Regions from separate parts of the Homo sapiens genome. Here region 1 is linked to region 2. The links are chromatin loops, found by intact Hi-C in ENCODE. Cell type or tissue: dorsolateral prefrontal cortex. All regions are shown on one strand. Each heading gives the region's core, and the rest is flanking DNA. Links, peaks and the distances in the headings are about the cores only.

Evidence for each region. Hi-C counts contacts between places; a loop is a spot of excess contacts. Peaks named below come from ENCODE experiments on the same cell type or tissue, not always from the same donor. Only the 100,000 strongest peaks of a DNase experiment are listed, where the experiment ranks them.
Region 1: it touches region 2 in a loop (4-fold over the local background); 22 of 110 quality-filtered maps call a loop at or near these places.

Annotation. Positions count from the first base shown.
Region 1 is chr3:8,623,830-8,634,474 of GRCh38, forward strand. It overlaps SSUH2 (ssu-2 homolog), which reads right to left. Exons shown (of 12, transcript NM_001256748.3): 4 at 9,837-9,966; 5 at 8,220-8,280; 6 at 6,976-7,100; 7 at 5,835-5,897; 8 at 3,869-3,954; 9 at 2,400-2,492; 10 at 1,713-1,818. Among named protein-coding and RNA genes, the nearest start is that of SSUH2, 16 kb to the right of the region's middle. RefSeq lists an enhancer at 5,694-5,783. In dorsolateral prefrontal cortex, for the core only: no CTCF peak of the experiment used is centred there; a DNase peak (open chromatin) is centred at 5,829.
Region 2 is chr3:8,320,486-8,331,130 of GRCh38, forward strand. All of the region lies in intron 3 of LMCD1-AS1 (LMCD1 antisense RNA 1), which reads right to left. Among named protein-coding and RNA genes, the nearest start is that of LMCD1-AS1, 180 kb to the right of the region's middle. RefSeq lists an enhancer at 1-424. In dorsolateral prefrontal cortex, for the core only: CTCF peaks have their summits at 4,464 and 4,674; a DNase peak (open chromatin) is centred at 4,476; H3K4me3 peaks cover 1,362 bases.

The sequences.
Region 1 (10,645 bases), core at 1,832-9,831, 300 kb after region 2:
GAGAGAGAACGCTATCACCTGCAGCCCACTGGATACCCCAGCTGCGTGCCTCCTGTGTGCCGGGCACCGCGCTAGGTGCAGGACAAGGCAGTGACCATGGCTGGTGTGGTCCCCGTCAGTGTGGACTCGTGGGGTCTGTACACGTGTAGCGGGAAAGGAACTCAGATTCATTTCTCATGTACACATTCAAACCGCCCTCTAAGGGTCAGGCACTGTCTGTGAGCTGAGGATACAAAATGAACCACAAATAAGCCCAGGCGCTTGCACTCAACCTACAGAAAGTCCGGGCACTGGGGCATCTCCTCGGTCCCCAAAGCCCCCAGATCCCCTTCTGCCAGGCTTGAAAGCCTTCCACATATTAAGGGCAAGCATAGCCCTCCCCTGGGGCTCCCTGTTCTGCCCCTCATTGTGGAACTGTGGCTCCTTCCTCCACCCTCCTCCTAAGTGTCCACCTGGGCCCAGTGCTGCTGTGGACGCTGAGGGTGAGACGGTGGTCAGAGCTCAGCACCAGGCAGGGTCAGCTCACAGAGCTGCCAGCAGCCAGTGACGCCTAGGGATGGTCCTCAGTCTGAGCTGAGCCCAGGGGGAAATCCCTAACTCAAATGGAAGAGTGGGGTGCAGGGCTTCTGGTGGGGGGATGCCTGAGGTGAGCCTTTAAAAAGCCAAATTACTGGAGCAAAGAAAGGAGGCTGACACACCTCCCTATAGTTTGAGGACCCCCATCAGAAGTCCCATTGAAGCCAATCTCTCTGCCAAGGCCAACGGCAGAGTGAGAAAACCTTTTCTGCTAAGAACCAAATAGTAAATACTTCAGGCTTTCAGACTATGTAGTCTGTCATTATCCAGCTCTGTCCCACCATCAGGAAAGCGGCCATAGACAACCTGTCAGAAAATGCGTGGGGCTGTGTTCCAATAAAGCTTTATCGACAAAGGCAGGCAGTGGGCTGGGTGTGCCAACTCCTGGCCCGCAGGACCCTCTCCTCTGGCTGAAGGTACCTCTCACTTCTGAGCTCCTAGCTCTGCCCTGCTCACTGCCCTCTGCCAGTCCTCAAGGCCTCTGCCCCACTGTCCCCTCGCTCCCACGCCACAAGGTCCACTCCCCAATTGCCCTGCATCCAGGTCTGTGCCCAAGGTCACTTCCACAAAGAGGCTTTCCCACCTCCAGCTGGAACGACACTGCCACCCCTCCCTGCCCCTTACCCTGCTTGAATGTTTCTCAGTGCCCCTTCACCATCTGACATTGCTATAAAAGGGTCCATCATAGTCCCCTCACCAGACTGTAAGCTCTATGAGGGCAGGGTCCTTGTTTTATTTGCCATGGTCTACCCAGGGCCAAGAATAGTGCCTGATATAGGAGGAGGGTCTCAAGATTTGTGGAAGGAAGGAGGGGATGAGGAAGAAAGGGAAGGAGGGGATGAGGAAGGAAGGAAAAGAGCGAGGAAGAAGGGAGGGAGGGAAAGAGAGAAAGAGAGTATTAGGAAGGAAGAACGGCATGGTGGGTGGGGAAGGACAGAGGGCTGAGTGTGTAAAAGTCAAAAGGAAACTGACAGCCCCCAGGCTCCCCACAGCCTTATCCATGTCTGGGGAGCTCTGCTCCTACACAACCTGTCCTTCCAAGGAATGCAGCCTGCACACACAGCTAGCAGCCCCAGGCCCACGAGAGCAGAGGAGGAACCCAGCTTCCTTTGTTCCCATCTACAATGCCCTCTTACCACCGAGTTTTCATCCTTAAAGAGGTTTTCTCCTTTGGCTTTAGCAAGGAGCTCCCTGGGGCAGTTGAGCCGGTGCTCAGACACAAACTCAAACAAGCTGTTCTTCCTGGAGGGAAGGAGGATGAGGGATGAAAGCACACAGTGTGGCAGGTTAAAAGCATGGCCTTTGCAATCAGACAGACCTGGGGTTGAGGGCTTGAATTGCTACTGGAGGGACCTTGCAACAGTTCTGTAGCCTCTCTGAGCCTCAGTCTCCTCACCTGTAAAATGAAGCTAGTAAGGAGAGTGACAGTTCAGCTCCATTACCTCATTTCATCTTTGCCTACAAAGCACTTAGCAAGGTGCCTGAGACAGGAGAAACCTTTAATGCACGGAAGCCCTGACTGACTTAGGGACGTAGCAGGATGCTATGGCTCTATTCCTACGGGAAGGGCTCAGTTGTGGAGCGGCTGCTGCCCTAGAAAGTGGTGATGGCAGAATTTGGACTGAGGTCTGTCTGTTCTAAAGCCAGTCAGCATCCCACAACCCCACACTGCCTCTTCCAAGGGAATTCTCCCCCTTCTAAGTCCTGGCAGGTTCTTGCACTGTGAAAGCCCCAACCAACCACAGTTTCTCTGCAGAAGCCAGTCCAGGGCTAAGTCCCTCAGCCACCCCCGCATGCCACAGCATTGAGACACTGCCACATACCACATGATGACAAGCTGGATGAAGTGCAACAGCTTCTTCTCCCCCTTGCAGGTGGCGCAGGTCTTGTTCCCTCTCCCTGAGCAAGTGCTGCATCTGAGAAAGGCACAGAGTCCGTACCCCCAGATCAGTTGCAGGTCCTGGTGGCTTCCAGAGGCTCCCACCTGCACCCCCTTCCTCCTGGAGGTAGACTGTGGTGGGCCTGCATTGTTTGTACCTGCCCACCACCTAGTCCTCCTTCTGCTGGCAGTGCCCCAATATCTCTATGGGGATCACCCTTCCCCCACCCAGCCCACATGGCTCTAGGGCCTGCCCCCCCCCCTCCCCCACCACTAAATTCTGTGAACAGCTTGGGATCTGGGACTGGCCAATCATCTTATTCCATGTCCCTGGTCTCAGTGGCTGATACAAAGATGGGCACATGACCCAGGCGAGTGCAATGAGATCTGTCCCAGGATGTTTGTCGGGACTATCGGGAAAGGGACATCTTTTCTCCTGGGATTAGTAAGCTTGGAGCTACTGGTGATCTCCTCTGCCACTACAAGGAACCCCCTGCCTGCAAATGAAGCCCACACAAAGGAAAGCAGAGTGAGAGGTGGATACAGATTCCTGGTGGTGTTGTTTAAGCACCCGGATCCAGCTGGGCCTGAAGCCATCCCTGAAATATACCCCTGGACTTCATTCTTACCTAGGCCTGTAAATCGACTTTTTTTGCCAAAGCCAATTTGAATTGGATTCCTTTCACTTGCAAATGAAAGAAAAATAAGTGTCTTTTTCCCAGTCAGAGACTGTCTCTACCAACCACGATGGAAGGTGCCACCAAAGCTTCTCCAACTGGCTTGTCAGAAGGATGGCCTGGGCTTTAATGAGGCAAAAGTATCATTAACCAACCCAACCTTGAGTATTTTTACTCCTCACGGTTTCCTGTTTCCCTTAAAAAGTTATAAATACACTAAAGGATAGGATTTACAAAATGCAATGGCCCAGTGTTTGCAAAGCTGTGAGCAGTGATGAAATTTTGTTTATTGTTTAGTCAATCAACCAACTTTCCTTGACTCCTCCTCCATTCAGACCCCAAAATGAGTTATAAATAGGGGCTTGCCCAGGAACTGATCCTCAGTGAGTTAAAAATCTGGCCTTTAGGTGGTTTTTGATATTCACTTCCCAACCCGTGGGCGGGAGAGGTCTCCTTTCCTGGTAACCCCGTCCCTGTGTTTCCTCCCTGCAGTGGCTCTTTCTTCACACTCTTTCCACATATATTGCATGACGAGTTCCAGCCTTGTCCAGAAATGCCAGGCCTTGAGAAAAGCTCACCTACTCTTCAAATAACCACAGAGCACCTACTACGTGCAGAGCTCTGGGGACACAGCAGTGACGAGACAGATGGGTTCCTGTTTGCCTTCCAGATGGGCAGGCAATGAAAAGCCAGAAAGCAAGAGCACTTCACCGCGGTGCTGGGGAGATGCCCCTACCTTCGCCTGCCGGACCCCGCGCACAGCTGACATCTCCGGGACTGCTTGGCTTTGCGCTTGGCTCCGCAGCAGGATGGGCACCGCACCTGCAGACACACCACTGCCTCAGCCCCCGCTGGCCTCCCAGGAAGCAGGGCCAACGGCATCCCAAGACCTGGTTCAAATCCCAGCCTGGTGACCTTCCTCCCCCTGGGCCTTAGCCCCTTCATCTGTAAAATGGTGCGGGGTGGAGATGGGGTATCTTTGGATCCTTCCAGTTGTAGCTTTCAAAGCCTCCACTCCCTAAGATCCCTGTTTCTTTTGAGACATCAGCCTCTCCTGCCTCTTCTCTGATCCCCACAACCCCTGAGACCTGACCCCTACCAAGTGTTGAGAGGAAGCTGGGACACAGGCGCTGGTCAGGGGCCTGGCACTGGAGACAGGGGGCTCCTTTTGAGAAATGGCCCCCAGAAAAGGCCTAGGCTGTGCTCCCAGTTGGGCTCATGGTGGGCTCCAGAAACATTCCAGGGAAGACCACCGCTGGGACCCACAGGCAGTGCAGGAGTGAGCTGGGGATGCAAACCCAGCAGGCGAGGGATGAAAGGGCTGGTGGAGAAGACAGTTCACGGTAGCCAGGGTCAGAGCATGGCCAAAGGATGAGGCTCGAATCAGGACACCAAAGAACGCGAGAAGTTTGGTTTTACCCCCTGGGATTGTTAATAGGCCTGAATGAAGGTTTCTGAAAAGACAACTAATGCCATGAGTAATGCCACTGAGGGGCCTGTGCTGGGTTGAATAGCGGCCCTTCCAAGTTCAAGTTTACTGGAATCCCAGAGTGGGACCTCATTTAGAGATAGTCTTTGCAAATGCATTTAGTTAAGATGAGGTCATATGACAAGGTAGGGCCTAAATCCGATGACGTGTTCTTATTAGAAGCCCATGTGAAGACAAAAAGACATGCAGGGAGAAGGCTGGGTGACAAGGCAGGTGGGGACTGAAGTGGCACAGTCACAAGCCAAGGAACACCAAGGACGGCCCGCAGCTCCCAGAAGCTGGGGGAGAGGAAGGGGATGGCTTCCCTCTCAGTGCCTCCAGAAGAACCAGCCTAGCCCACACCTTGATTTTGGAATTCTGGCCTCCGGAACCGTGATATAATAGGTGTCTGGTTTGTTGCTGTTGTTTGTTTTTTGTTTTTTTGAGATGGAGTCTTGCTCTGTCGCCCAGGCGGGAGTGCAGTGGCACGTTCTCCGCTCACTGCAAGCTCTGCCTCCTGGGTTCACGCCTGTCTCCTGCCTCAGCCTCCTGAGTAGCTGGGACTACAGGCGCCCGCCACCATGCCCAGCTAATTTTTTGTATTTTTTTTTAGTAGAGACGGGGTTTCACCGTGTTAGCCCAGATGGTCTCGATCTCTTGACCTCGTGATCTGCCCGCCTTGGCCTCCCAAAGTGCTGGGATTACAAGTGTGAGCCACCACGCCCAGCTGTGTCTGTTGTTTTAAGCCACCCATTGGTGGTCATGGCTTACAGCAGCCGAAGGAAACTAACTCAAGTGTCACTGTCTACTTTGTCTCTCCAAGCCTTCCAAACTTTACCTGCTCAGCACCCACTGCCCTGCACGACAAATGGAGTTGCTTGTTGGTTTCCCTGGCTGACAAAGACTGCCTGGTAAGAAGAACCCCAGGTCTTGGCCCTCTTACAGGACCTAGAGGTCAGAGCCAAGCAGGTATTCAGTGTATGTTGGTAGATGGATGAGAAAATAAGAGAAAAATTAAAATCGAACTGTCAAAGTGAAAGTGTCATTAGAGACCACACAACCCCACTTTTTCATTTTATAGACGGGAAAATGGAGGCCCAGAAAGGGAGGATGACTTGGCTGAGATGACACAGTTACTGCAGGGAGCCTCAGGCCACCAGCCCAGCCCGCTGTCCCCAGGATCCCCCGGCCACCACACCCTCACTGACTCACCAGTGGTTCACAGATGACTCACCGTGCCCGCCCCGTGGCAGCCGCTGCACTTGTACCGCCCACGCCCATGGCATTTGTGGCATTCCTGAAAGTGCAACGCTTTCTTGGGATCTAGTTTCCCAAGGGCCACTTCTCCCACACCCATAACATCACCATCTAAACCGAAGGTGGAGTGGATCAGGACCAGGATAGGAAGATGGCACAGGAAAGAAATGGCCCTTCCCATTTGACTAAGATTCCAGAAGGCTTGACTGCATCAGGAGATCATGTCACCATTTCCTCTGAGCCCTAGCCCAATCTGGATGCCATCAAGGGGAGACGTGTTCTGGGAGCCCCATATCCTAGCTCACACTCTACGGTTTCCTACCAGGCTGAACTACAAAGGCTGATGGCATTTGCCCATAAGGTAGCTAATGTGGTCTTTGGGAACAGAAGCCATTAAAAAATGGACAGGATTTTTATGAAAGGCAATGAGCTAGCTACTAGTATTTAATCACTAATTTAAAATAGCCTTGGCCCCCTTGAGAAAGGAATAGAACACTTTCTCGACCTCTCAAAGTACTCTTTATCTTAGAACTCTGTAAAAACTCATAGAGCAAAATTGCACCCTTAAATCCAGTCCAAAAGTGTAAAGCAGGCAGTAACCGGAAAAGAACACAATATGAGCTATCTCAGTCGTGTTTTTGTAATCCACTAGGCTCCTCTCCCTTCACGCCACGAATATATGTCCATAAAGCAGGATGGAAGTCAGATTCTGTTTCCTTACTGACTCTCATGCAAAATCCCAGCAGGGTTTTAAGTTTTTATTTTATATCAATTTCATTCAGCCCTTCAGCTGTTTAAGCTAAAATAAATTTTTAAAAAAGATGAAAACTACACTCAACCTGTCCAGGAATGTCACTGCTCACTAAAGCTGGTGACGATTTGTAAATCGGATGATCTGTTTGCTAGGTGAACACTCCCAGATTTGCTTGGAATTTTATTTGGGACTACATTCCATATACCAGGTTTTATTAAATTACGTTTATTTATAACCAACAAATGAAGCACCGGCCTGAATTTTGGGTTTCCCTTCAAAGGATGAGTTTGAGGAAACATGCAGTGCCTGGAAAGCCTCTCAGGGAGAAGGGCAAGTATTCCAGTAATCGCGTTAATCGTATTACCTTGACCAGTGACGAGTGAGGGACCTGGAACTTCCTGGTGTCTTCCTGAAACATCGGAGGACCTTGAACCTTGATGTCCCAGAGCCTGGGGGAGGCGCCTCTTTGCGGCCCATCCACAGAGTGGTCTGACACAGAAAGGGGTCATTGTAAGAATGACGAAGGGCAGCAGGGATAAACTTTCATTTATCCAGCAAACAGCATGAAGCCTTCAGTTGGTGCCAGGCATGAGTCTAGATCCTGGGGCTACAGGGATGGATAGTCAAGGCCTTCCTTGGAGGCAGTGACTAAGCAACCAAGATTTAGAGAGAGACAGATCTGGGTTTGACTCCTGGCTCTTTTATGTCCTAGCTGTTTGACTTTAGAGAAGTTTCTTACCCTCTCTGAGCTTCCATTCTCTCATCTCTAAAATGGGGATAGTCATGGCACCTACCATACAAGATGGTAGTGAAAATTAAACGGAAGAATGTATATAAAATTGTTAGCACCAGGAATGGCACATACTGAGGGGATGACACACAAGAATTGTCACCATTATCATCACCATCCCCTTCACCATCCCATCTTCTTCCTCTTGCTCTGTTCAAGGAGACAGACAGCACACCATCACAATAAGATATGATAGGATATGATACATGCTTTGGACAAGAGTTGCATAAAGGGCTCTGAAAACTCAGAAGACTGGCCCATCCTGCTGGGAGGGGAGCAGCAGGAGGAGAAATCCTGAAAAGCTTCTTAAAAGAAGTGACACGTGAGCTGAGTCTTGAAGAATGGACCTGAGCGGTCTGTTAGGGAAAACAAGGAGGACATAGATCTTCCCAAAGAGAGAAGCTTAGGCCTCCAGTGGGGGCTCAGCAGAAGGTGGGGTGGCAAGGCGAATGGGGAGCACAGGGGCCTAGAAGCTTAGGAGGAATTAGGGGTGGCATGAGGGGGTGTAGGTGAATGCTTAGACACGCATGCTGCTTTACAGCCCGGCCCCGTGTGGCAGCACCAGACTGTAGCAAAAGCAAATGCTTGGCTTTTTCAGGACCTCCTGCTTCCTGGGCAGGAAGCATTTCCTAAGATAAGCACTGGAAAGTCTCTGAGATGAAAGTCCATCCTCTCATTTTGCAGGGGGTAAGGAAGCCAAGGCTCCAAGCAGAAGACCATCTTATTTGAGATGAGTGCCTGAGCCAAGTCCTGATATTTTCCACCAGCACCCTGACTTATTTGCCCCCAGTTAAACTAATTTCAGACAATTCACTTACTAGTAAAGGGTTGAAATGTCCACTCGCTTATCCTGGATTCACTAAAGGTCTCCAGACGGTACTAAAAGGAAAAAAACAGCATGTTCACACTCGTGCCCCTTATGAAGACAGAGCATTATGCAAAAAGATGAAGCTGTTACCCTCCCAGGGCTCAGTGGGGAAACTGAGAGGTCCATGCACAACACCCTCGGCTGCTGGAACTGGCTGACAACAGCGATTTCTGTTCCACGTGCCCCCATGTCTGCAGGGAAGTCAGCCAGCCCCAGGAAATCTCCCCTGACAGGCTCAAACTAGAGCTAATTCAGTTCCCCATGAATTTATACAAAGATTCTATGAGACAAGCTTCAGAGCAGTAGCTGTCTTTGATAGATGGAGGTCCCTGGAATCTATGGCTTTGAGATTTCCCTTATGGAGGAATTTATCTCCCTGATATCAAGATCTTCCTTCTTGATCTTCATCCATAGGGTGACAGAATGGGAAGAGGTCTTGGACATCACTTGCCCTCTCCTTTTACATGTGAGGAAATGGAGGCTCAGAGAGGTCAGCTGACTTGCCCAAGGTCACACAGCCACACAGTGGCCTCTTCTTTCAGATTCCTGCTCTAACCACTGCCTGCAAGTGATTATGTGCTCCTCAGAGGGTGGCTGGATGAGCAGCACTAGAAAATGTGACTGTAAAAGCTGCTCCTCTGCTCTGTCAATACAGGAGACAGAAGTGCCTGTCAGAGGCAGGACTTCCCTGCAGCAATGAATAAAGAATTTCTTGGCACAGTCATGATCTGGGGGAGGCAGAGGGAGCTGAAGTCTAGTGGCAGGTAGATGAACCTCTCTCAGCCCATGCCTTGTGGAAGTATGAAGTGAGGACATAGGCTTTGAGGCTACCAAATCTGAGTTTGAATCTCACCTCTGTCACTTCTAGCTGCATCTTCTTGGGAAAATCACTTTGCCTCTTTAAATTTCCAATTTCTCGTCTGTAAACCAGTGACAGTGATGCTACCGTATAGGGCAGCCATGAGGATTTGACAAGGCGTGTGTGTAGCATGCGTTCTATGATGCCTGGCATGTTCAAGCCTGTCAGTGGTGTTTGATGACGCCTTTTTTTTTTTTTTTTTTGAGTTGGAGTTTCGTTCTTGTTGCCCAGGCTGGAGTGCAATGGCACCATCTCAGCTCACCACAACCTCCGCCTCCCAGTTTCAAGCAATTGTCCTGCCTCAGCCTCCCGAGTAGCTGGAACTACAGGCACCCACCACCACGCCCGGCTAATTTTTGTATTTTTAGTACAGATGGGGTTTCACCATGTTAGTCAGGCTGGTCTAACCTGACTCACCTCAGGTGATCCTGACCTCAGGTGATCCACCCACCTCGGCCTCCCAAAGTGCTGGGATTACAGGCATGAGCCGCCGCACCCGGCCTGACACTTGTTCTTTTTATTATCACTCACAGCCACAGACAAGTCAAGTTGCAGATGGGATTCAACATCACCACCGCTCACACTCAAACACACTGCCCCCAGGACTCCTTTCCCCTGGCCACATCACACAAACAGGCCTCCACTGTCCCAAAGCCCCCAGCTCCCCAGCCCCCCGGCCAAGGCCCCCCACCGGCCCTGGCCTCTCACCCTGCAGAGGGTCTGCCGCTTCAGCTCCTGGATGACGAGGTCTCCAGCCACCGTGCTGCTGTAGCAGCACTTAGAGTCCACAAAGCTGAGGAGGGCTTCCCGGGCCACCTCCTCCGTCATCGCAGGGACTCTGCAGGGGACCGAACAGAGAGGCGGGGGCTTCTGGGAAGGGCCTGTGGACTCACGCGGGCCAGCCAGCCTCCTCAACGTGCAGGCGAGAAACTGAGGCCACGGTAGTGGTAAAGCCCTCAGCAGTCCAACTGGGGAGGGCATCTCCTGCAAAGGGGACCATGTGAACGGGTGCCCAGCGTGAGAACGGGGCAGGTTTTCCTAGAGAACAGCCAAAAACACTTTAGTTGAAATGTGGAGCTTAGGAGAAAAGCTGATAGAATCCTGCAACTGAAGAAACACAACCTTAGAGAGGAATTGTACCATTTTATAGATAAGAAAAACAGAGGTCCAGAGAGGATGTCGCACAGTTAAAAGGAGGCAGAGACAGGCTAAATAAGGCTCCTGCCCTCGGGTACCTTGACCTTAGCCAGAGGAGCTGCTAGCAACATGATGGGAAGACCCCAGCCAGGCACTGGCCCAGGGCTGATGGCAGCGCCCATGGAGACTCACCCTGAGGACCGTGGGTGGGACGACAGACAGGGACCCTAACCTCGGCCCTCTTTCTGCATGCCTCCCCCTCCTCCTGGAAGTCCCTTCCCTGAGGCCATGCCACCCCCTTACTGAAGTCTTTCTGGCCCCAACACCTCCAAGAGGAAAGAATCCTCCTTCCTCCCCTTGCATCTTCATGCATTTCTCCA
Region 2 (10,645 bases), core at 869-8,868:
ATCCCATCTCAGCTCACCTTTATATCTCATCTACTCTACAAGTGTATACCAAAAATGTTTAAAAATCCAACTGTTGATATCAACCTTGACTCCATTCTGTTTCATCTGCTTTGACCTCCCTTATTAGTTCATTTTCATACTACTATAAAGATACTATGTGAGACTGGGTAATTTATAAAGGAAAGAGGTTTAATTCAGCCACAGTTCCGCATGTCTGGGGAGGCCTCAGGAAACTTACAATCATGGCAGAAGGTAAAGGCGAAACAAGGAAATTCTTCACATGGTGGCAGGAGAGAGAAAGAGGGGGAAATGCCACACTTTTAGACCATCGGAGCTCATGAAAACTCACTCACTGTCACAAGAACAGCATGGGGTAAACCTCCCCCATAATCCAATCACCTTCCACCAGTTTCTTCCCTCAGCACTTGGGGATTAAATTCAAGATAAGATTTGAGTGGGTACACAGCGCCAAACCATATCACCTCCTATCTCTGTTCTTACATTTTTCAGATCTCCAACTCCTGATCTGCCCTCAGTAACTCACTATCCATCTTCAGTGTCCTACTGTATCAGACCCCTTGCTCCAGTGAGTCAGGTAGCTATTTCTGTGTAGCAAATGAGTTCATATTCAAGTGGCTTACAACAAAAAAACACTTAGTATGTCTGAAGTGTCTGAAGGTTGGCTGGAGTAAATTGATTTACATTTAATTCAGCCAGAGGCAGCTGTGTTCCGCACGCCTCTCACCCTCCTGCTGAGACCAGTAGGCTCACCTGAGCATGTTGTTCTCACAACAAAGGTAAAAATGCAGGAGGTTGAGGTCCCACTGCACGAGTCCAAGTTGAAACTCTGCTCATGTTATATGCTAACATCCCATAGGCTAAAGCCAGTTACAGCCAAGCCCAAAGTCAAGGAGTAGAACTGCCACTATTCCACTGCAAAGCTGCAGAGAAAAGGGTATGGATGCAGAAAGGGTTGAAAATTAGCCTAAGGCTTCAATCTACCACGTTAAAGACAATCCTCGTGTTGCACATGCAGCATAGGTCAGAGACACTCTAGTATCCCTCTCTCTCTGTACTCCCTTAGGCCCCTTAGCTGGCTCGGCTTCCTGGCTGGTCTCATCTTCAGAAAGAATAGACAATATGTCCATGATGACTATTTGATAATAAAATCCGAAGATATTGGCAAGATTTTGGATGTTCTACTTTAAATATTTTCTAAGCTGAGTTGTTATCTCTTGACAGAGTGGAATTTACTTTGAAAGAAAACTCGAATAATATGAGGGTTTTGTGCTATTTTGGTATTATTTATGCCCTTGTTATGCAAAGTGTGGTCTATGGACCAGGAGGATGGGCAATCGCTTGTGAACCTGTTAGAAATACAGATTCCCAGGACACACTCCAGACCTACTGAATCAAAACCTGCCTTTTGACAAGATCCGCAGGCGATTTATATGCATGTGAAAGATTGAGAAATACTAGACTGTACCAAGATTCTTTTAATCAGGGAAATGCCAATAGGTAACTTTGAAAATGATGATGACTGAAAGACTATATGACCAGTCTTTATAGAGGTAGAAACGGACAACAAATAGCAACGTTGCTGTTGCCATTAGGTTATTAGACTCAGAGCTTTGGCTTTCAAAATCTCCCCTGGGAAGGTGGACAGTGCATTCCTCAGTGAACAGTCTATTTCTTTTGAAATCATAAAATTTCAAACAAATTACAAGAAAGGTCAGGCTGAAAATTAAAGCTATAATTTTATTGGGTGACTCCTTTCTGGAAGACAAAGCTGTTTTCCTTCACTACATTGCTTTTATTGAATTTCTGGTTCATTTAAAAGGGAAAAAAAATAAAAGGTATACACATAATGAATGGGCATATACAGTCTGGTTGAGTAAAAGAAAAAGTATAAAAGATTCTTATTAATTGGCAAATTATAATGGATGACGAAAATAACTGTAATTGTGTAGAAAAGACAAGCATCCAAGCAATTTTCTTATTAGGAATAATGTAGGCAGGAAATGTGAAAAAGGAAGTGCACTTTCAAATTCTACTTATCAGGGGAAAATATGCTAAATGTAATCTGGACAACGGCAATATATACAGTAAAATAAATGTTAACAGTTTCCTTGTGCCCCTTGAAATTCATCCCTCCCTCCACTGCTGTACCAGGCAATCACTTACCTGCTTTCTGACATTAAAGATTAACTTACATTTTTTAGAATGTTGTATAAATGAAATCATATGTTATGTACCCCTTTTTTGGCCCAGCCTGTTTTACTCAGAATAATGATTTTGAGAGTCATTCATGTTGTGTGTGTACCCACAGTTGATTCTTTTTGATTGCTAGGTAGTTTTTCATTGTATGAGTATAACATCATTTGTTAATGGATATCTGGGTCATTTCTATCCAGGCTATTAGAAATAAAATTGGCATGAGAATGTGGATATAAGTCTTCACATGGACATATGTTCTTATTTTTCTTGTATAAATACCTAGGAATGGAATGACTGGCTCATACAACAGGTGTTTGTTTAACTCTTTTAAAAAACACTGTCAAGCTTTTGCTAAAGTGGCTGTACATTTTATATTCCCACCAGCAGTGTGTGAGAGCTCTGATTCCTGCCATCCTCATCAACACTTGGTGTCGTCAATCTTTTTAATGTTAGCTATTTTAATGGTTCTGTAGTATCATCACCCTATGCCCTATGTTTTTCATTTGCATTTCCCTAAGGAATAATTATTCTGCCCATCTTTTCATGTCCTTATTGCCCATTGGTATATTTCTTTCTGAAATGTCTGCTCAAATATTTAGCCCACTTTTACTGGGATATTTTGCTTCTTCTTATTCGGTTGTACAAGTTCTTTACATTACAGATACATGTTCTTTGTCAGATACATGGTATAAGAAAAGACTTAAGGTCCTTTCTGGTTGTCACATTTTAATATTCTGTGATTTGGGTATAATCCTGAGTATTCAGATACCTGTATTTATAGAGTTAACTAGTGGAATAAATATTTTATTTTTCAAGCAACTATTTGCACTTTATGCAGATGTAATCCAATCAAAATGAATACATAGAATGTAAAGGATTCCAGAGGCCTTTGTTTATTTATTTTGTTTCTTAGGACCACCGTGGTTTAAAATGTAGAGTGTGGCTTTAGCCAATTAACAGCAACTTTTGTCCATTGCCCAGCAGCTGTAGAAGAGATGAGACTTATTCTGAAAAAGGAGAAAAGGCAAAAATCATAAAAAAGGGAATCTTTTCTTATTTAGGGGCCCAAACAAGTACATGCCCCAAAAGGCCAGAGGAGCTACCTGAATAGCCTGATAGGCAAAGAGCATCATGAAGGGGATTTGTGAGAGATCCCAGACATAAAATAAAAGCAGGTCTCCCAGGGAGATCAAATGGATGGGCTCGGTTCCTGGTCAATGTGGCCCCGGGAGCCAGCAAGAACAGAGAGATGGCCAGAAAATGCCAGCATCTCCGGATTCATGCAGCTAAGACCAGTGTCCCTTGGGACACCAGGGCCTGTGATGCCTCTTTAAGTACTGGGACTATGTCCAGCACCATTCTGTAGCTTGAGGCCAAAGAAGGAGCCAAGATAGGAATCCTGCCTCCAAGCAGCTCACACTCTAGGGAAGGCAAATAACTACAAAAGAAGGTGTCGCCTAGGAAAAGAATCCAAGGGCAGCTCAGGGATGTGGTGCAGGTCAGCATGACCCAATCCCTGGACCAACTGGAGGCTTCAGAGCTCAGCACCACTGAGCAGAGTAGAGCAAAGTCCACTCAATCTGTGATGCACCATGGCTTTTCTGCCAACCCATAGCAGATGTCCTTCTTAAGTGGAAGACTCAAAGCAGCAGACTATGAGAAAGACTCAAGGACAGAACCACAAAACACCATGATGCCAGCAATCCTGATGGTATTAGTTAGGGCAGAAAGCCTCACATTTCAGAAAATGAACTTAAACTGCAGAGAGACATAAGCCCCAAGCTGTCTTCCAGTGATTAGGCTGTTTCTTGACATAAAGGTCCTGTCACAAATGAAAGCTTGGCAAATCAAAGGTAGAACCTAAGAAAAGAATGACCCCAAAGAGCCCAGAGTCAGAGATGGTACTTTGCCTCTAGCCACCGCCCTTGACTAAAAGAGTGTGCTTGTCCCAAGCAAGAAGGTCTTTTTTTTTTTTTAAATAATTGCTGTAATTAATTAAACATACACCTAAGTTCACTGTTTGGTAAGACTCCATAAAAAATTGTTTAGATTCTTCTTACACCATTCCTTTATGTGTTTTCCCATTAAAAAATCATATTCAAGTGTTGATAAGGTAAAAATACCTAGATATGTCTGATTGATTGCATCATTTGGAAACAGCAGAATGTATTGAAAGACATCTGGTAGCTCAGAGTCTGCAGTGGTTGAGAGGCTGTGCAGCAACCACACTTCTGAACTGCGCCAGCAGAGGTCCCACTGCTCCTGGGACTCAGACACTGCAGCTCAGTCCACAGTCAGGCCTCAAACACCAAGAATCTCCCCTACACCTGCCTCCAAAAGCCGAATGCCTCTACCACCACTATTGCCAGTAAATGGACTTCGTGCTCTGCTGCTTCCTCTGGTCACTTCACATCAAAATCTCCTCTGTGTGTGCATCTTATTGGTGGGGAGCCTAAGCCATATGACTGCATCCGCAAGAGAGGCTAGGAAAATGTACGACCGGCTCCCACCTTGGGTGGAAAAGAGTCCTATTATGGGAAATTATCCAAACAGAAAGGCTTTTCAGAAAATCCTGTATGTCCACGAAACATAATAAATGATTCTCACTAACGTTCAATTTTTTCTTTCTTTTTTTTTTTTTTTTTTGTCTCTTATCAGAGGTTCAAGTCAAGTTGCAGCCTCAATTGCTGCCAGGAAATGATGGGAAAAAATGAGTCTGAATTTTTGTTGCCAGAGAACAAACCTACACTCATTTTAAAGAGCTTTTGTCTGCTCCACACACAATAATGATTAGCTAACAATCGCTATTGTGTTTTGGAAAGTATGTTGAGACTTGTAAAAAAAAATACTTCTATACTTCTGTGGGAGCAAAACTAAATGTCTGAACAATGATAAATTCATTGGAGGCCACAGAGAGTGGAAAAGTTCCAAAGAATAGCAAAGGCTATTTTTCAGATAATAGCAGGCTGAAAAGAAGGTCATGTTGGCAAGATAAAGACACTTTCATAAAAAAGAAGATCAAAGCAACCTATTGAAAATGAATCTATACTATTCATATCACCAAGATGTCATTTAATTCTCTGGTTTGATTCATGAAATAAAGATTAATGATTTTAAACCAGGAGAGAAGGGTCAAATTGTCAGGGTGGATGGATAGCTGTAATATCAGATAAATTCTGATATTACAGTGAAGTCAGTTCAAAAATACTCAAGTACCGCCCCGCCAGCTGCCCCGTCTGGTAGGGAGGTGGGGGGCAGCCCCCGCCCGGCCAGCCTGTCCGGGAGGGAGGTGGGGGGCGCCTCTGCCCGGCCGCCCCGTCTGGGAGTGGGGGCCCCCTCTGCCCGGCCGCCACCCCGTCTGGGAGGTGTACCCAGCAGCTCATTGAGAACGGGCCATGATGACGACGGCGGTTTTGTCGAGTGGAAGGGGGGGAAGTGTGGGGAAAGGAAAGAGAAATCAGATTGTTGCTGTGTCTGTGTAGAAAGTAGACATGGGAGACCCCATTTTGTTCTGTACTAAGAAAAATTCTTCTGCCTTGGAAAAAAAAAATACTCAAGTAGGTATCTGTCTACATTTATGGAAAATATTACACATTTGAAAAGATATATATAAACATACACACACACCCAAGCAGTAAACTGCTTTGTTTGTGGACAACAGCATCAGTAAAAACATGAGGAAATTAACCCTAACAGGCAAAGGTAGTTGACATTTTTCAACTAACTTTTTCCAGGAAAAAAAAAAATCTCAGACCTTCTTTCTTCTTAACAATACCTCATTACTTAGGATGCTTCAGTGTTACTCAACTGTCTTCATAGTCCAAAAGATATGAAGAAAACCATTTAATATCCAGATTGACTTTACGATTCTACACAGATGCATTTTGTATAAATTCCAAACTATATTTACTGTGTATTATAAATATAAAATATATATTCTTTAGATGAAATATTTAGATGAAACTTTATTTTTTATTTTTAAAAATGGCAATAAGTATAAACAGATATTGGGTACTTGACACATGAAACAGCTACCAAAGTTTATGTTACAATTAAGTTCTTATGTTCTTCAGTGGGGTTATGTGCAAAGGTTCAGACTAGTAGTAGATGTCTCTTAAGTGAATTTCACATGTGAATAAAAGTACTTTGATCAAAATCAATATCTTAAGCTTTAAAAATATGCTGAGAGTTAGTTTTAGAACTGTCAGAAAGCTTAGGAAATGTAATTATTCAGTCCACATAGGTAGTTTCTTAAAGAGTCGTTTTGTTAAAAGATATTCTCCTTTTAACAAAGGTGTGGCTGTCTGACTGGACAAACCCCTGACCATGACCAGGCTTAGCAAGCAGCCCGCCTCCCAAGTTCAGCACCCTTTGTTCTGTTCCTAAGGAGCAACAGGAATCCATATAGCCAGAACCCATAGCTTTTCAAACAATTATTTGAAAGTAATGGGACTTCACATATCCCAAGCTTTCAAAAGAAGTTTTCAAATAAACTTCACCTATTACACTGCAAAAATTCACATAGCAACCTCTTTCCTACCTCTGTTGACCTGGAGGCTGGGCTGGCCCCACAAAGGGAGCTTTCATAATGGGAGAAATGTTCTCCAACCTCAAACTGCCATTCTCCTCATCATCTGCAGAGGCAAAGATGAATGGGAAGAGTGGGTCACGATTTCCTGATACAGGCGCTAATCATGCTGGTGACATTAAGCCTGGACAGAGAAGAATTACACCCACAGCCAGATGGAGAGAGTGCCCTTTATTTGCAAGTTTCTGGGTATGGAGAGCTGGTGTTGTGCAAAATGGTAAAGCTAGGAGAAAGTTCACCGCACCTTGGCACACTCTTGCCTACCTCCAAGTGCCCTGGGTTCTCCCATTATTCCCTACAAGGAGAGCACCCTTACCTGTCTTTCAGCTGCTCTGAGCCTTTGGTTCTACATCTGTAAAATGAAGATGAAAATGTAACAGGGTAGGTGTCTGTGAAAGGAACTATAATAGGTAGACATGCTAGACTAATGTACATGCTAGACTAATGTAAGATAGTTTTTATTTCCAACAATCAGCACAAATGATATCAATCTAGTACTGTTGATCATATCTTCTGGTTGCTGTGTTACGGTAAATCTAATCAGCCTAGTTACCAGGTCTCATTAAGACCACCACCTGTTCCCCCTGGCTCTGGAACCCAGCATAAATGACTCAGAACTGTGGCTTTATAACACATTTGTGATGGTACCATGTACTCAGCTCTTACTATGCACCAAGCACTGTGGTAAGGATTAAACACATGCAAACTAATTTAACCTTTGCAACAAACAGCCTGAGGAGCTAGAGGGGAGGGGAGAGAGGAAAGGAGAAGGTCTTTCTAGTGCTCTTCAAATCACTTGCAGGCAATTATCTATTCTGTCTATTTAAAGGACCAACGTGTTCTGGGAGCTTGACCAGGTAATTTTATTTGTTTTAGACTAAGTTTCCTCAACTGGAAAACAAAGGCTAGATGATATCTGTAGTTCTTAACATCTCTAACCTTGCAGACAATTACTTAAGGCAATACCACTCTTGTTGCAGAACACAGGAGTCCATTTGAGTTAGTTCATGAGAAATAAATTTACCATAGTATGGTCAAGGCTAAAACTGGAAAGTGGTGGGTCCTGAGAAAGCCCTGCGGCCAGTCCTTCTATCATGGAAACTCTGCTTCTCTCTGGGCTTCTGTTCTCTTATTCTCTTTATTCTATCCGTCTGGGCTTTCTCTCATAACCCTAATAATGTCAGTTTGCATTTCAGTTTTCCCATTTTCTTCCCCATGCACTCTATGGCCTTTTGCTCCCTGTCATTAGCTGATTCAGTCTCCGTTTTCCAGTTCTGAGAAAATAATCTGGTTGGTCCAAGCCGACCTCAGGGTCCTAGGTCTGTTCATCCTATGGACTGGCTGCTTCTGGGTCAGGACCCAGCCCTGAAGCATTCAGCTGTGATGAATGAGGGGGAGGATCCACCTAGCACAAAGCATAGTCTTTCTCCTCAGCAAGGAAGTTTCCTTGAGAAGGGGAAATATTCAGTAAGGACACTGGAATATCTATAGCATGGCTACTAAACCACATCAATATCTCAATCGATTAAAAGATGTGTTTTTACCAGTGAATGGCAACCCCACACACTGCTGAGGCTTGAAAACACACACACAAACACACACACACACACACACATATACACACATACATGAAGGAGCACCTACTGTGTATCTGTACAATTGCAAACACAAAGCATCCTGCTTTTCTACAATGCCTGAGAAAGAGAAAAGCAGCCCCTGGCATCCAGGACCTGACAGGGCATTACTGGCTAGACCTTGGTGTTCTCCTGTTGAAAATAAACAATTTCACAGAACATTAACATCAGACAAAGCCACTCCATAACCAGACACGATCAAGACAAAAACAGGACCATTATGTAATTATGTCTGAACACAAACAAAGCGTGACGATGGCCCAGACCACAAAAATAACCAGACAGCCCCTTTCCTGACTAACATGAGTGAGGGCTTCTTCTTTATCAATTACAGCTTCAGCCTCACTCTAATCTGTTCTCCCTCTAGATAAGATTACTTAAGGTATGCATTCATTGCCCACTGCTTGACAGCCTCCAATCCAGAGAGAAGCCTCCTCAAAACCTTGACACAAAGCCAAATCTTATAGAAGTCCTTCCTGACACCCCCTTACTGAGATACCCTATAGTTCCCTGTGGAACAGTTCTCCTTCCCTCCTGTGAGAACTGAACCCCAGTTGTTCAATGGCAGGTGTGTTCCTGGTGGAGGACATTCTGCTGGAGGACATTGACATGCTCTATAGCCTAGCAAGTATTTTCACTTACATGAAATTCACTTATTTAACCTAACATTTGCCCTGTGAAAGCAGCATCACTAATTAATAAGTGAAGAAACTGAGGCTTAAAAAAGGTTACTCAAGGTGCACTTTGGGTCATCATTAAAGGTCAAATTTGAGCATAGGGTTGCCTAATTCCAAACCTAGTGCTCCTTATTCCAGAGGGAGATAACCTCCCTAATGTGACTATTTTCCTGGCAATGATTATAGAAGCCAAAGACAGTTGCATTTATAGTAGTCTGTCTCTGTCACCTCTGTCTCTATCTCTGTCTTTCTCTCTCACACACACATACCCTCTCTTCCTGCTCTAAAAACCAAGATAAACAACAAAAACTATCACATTTTTACCCAAAACTTTTGATCAGTCAGAATCTGAAGCTTGGATGGAAACAAGGGCCAGTGACATAATTTAGGAGAAAATGTCAGTGGCACTTGGAGATACCTGCTCCAGATGACGTGCAGCCCCTGGGGATGTCTTCACCTCTGTGCTGCCAGCCTGGGTCATGTTGGCCACATACTTTTCTTACCCTGTCCTCTCCTCTCTGCAAACTGGCACAGATCCAGTCTCTATTACTATTCAAGTGAGTGGACAGGAACCAATTCCTCCTCTCAAACTTTTCATTTAAATGGAGGTGAAAAGTCATCCTAATGTGTACTTACTGTGAAGAGTTGCCCCTATAAATGGAGTACTGAATGACAGAGTTAATAAAACATTGAAAAAGAGGCATTTTCTCACCTGAGAACTTAATTGCTACAGCAAATTTAACAAGGAGCTCTTGACATTCTATTTCATAAAGAGTATTTTATTCTCAAATTGTACCTTTGATTTTTATACTACAGGGTGAGGGCCCGTCAATGGCCATGGGGAGCATTTCTCTTCCTAAATACCAAGGTGTAATTTATGCACGTCAAGACTAGAACTAATTTATTTGGTTTACAATATAACTCGAAGTGCCTTTAATTTATGTCCTTATAATTTTGAAAAATTAACTTTCAAAATAAATGAAACCATTACCCATCTTCACAAATACAAATATATCATGAGATTTTGTGCAGGTCAAGGGCTCAAGTTATGACGGTGAATGCCCATTGAAGAAGGTCCTATCTTCCCCCCTCTGTAATAGTTTAAACCTGAAATATGAATAATAGAATAAATATTTTAGGACTTATTTTTTAAGCAAGTCTAAATAGGGGTTTAATTTTGCCATACTAAAAGAATTTTAACACAGGATTTTATATGATAGAATGAGTATACGTTGTTTTTAACAAAAAATATTTTTGAAAATATTACTGATTTCATTAACACATAGTGGTTAGGTGTTGATCCCATCAATCAGCAGCTCAGCACAAAATAGGTGACACACTCAATATACATATTCCTTGGAGGGTTTGTTCACAAGGGCACAGTTTACAAAGGTGTAGGGTAGGGCAATCACAAGGGGTGGTGGTGGACCCCCTGGGCTAGAAGTAATAAAGCTCTTTTTATCTGTCTGCTCTTTTTAAAATGAGCAAGTATTGCATTCTAGTAAAAACAGACAATAAAAGAAATTTTA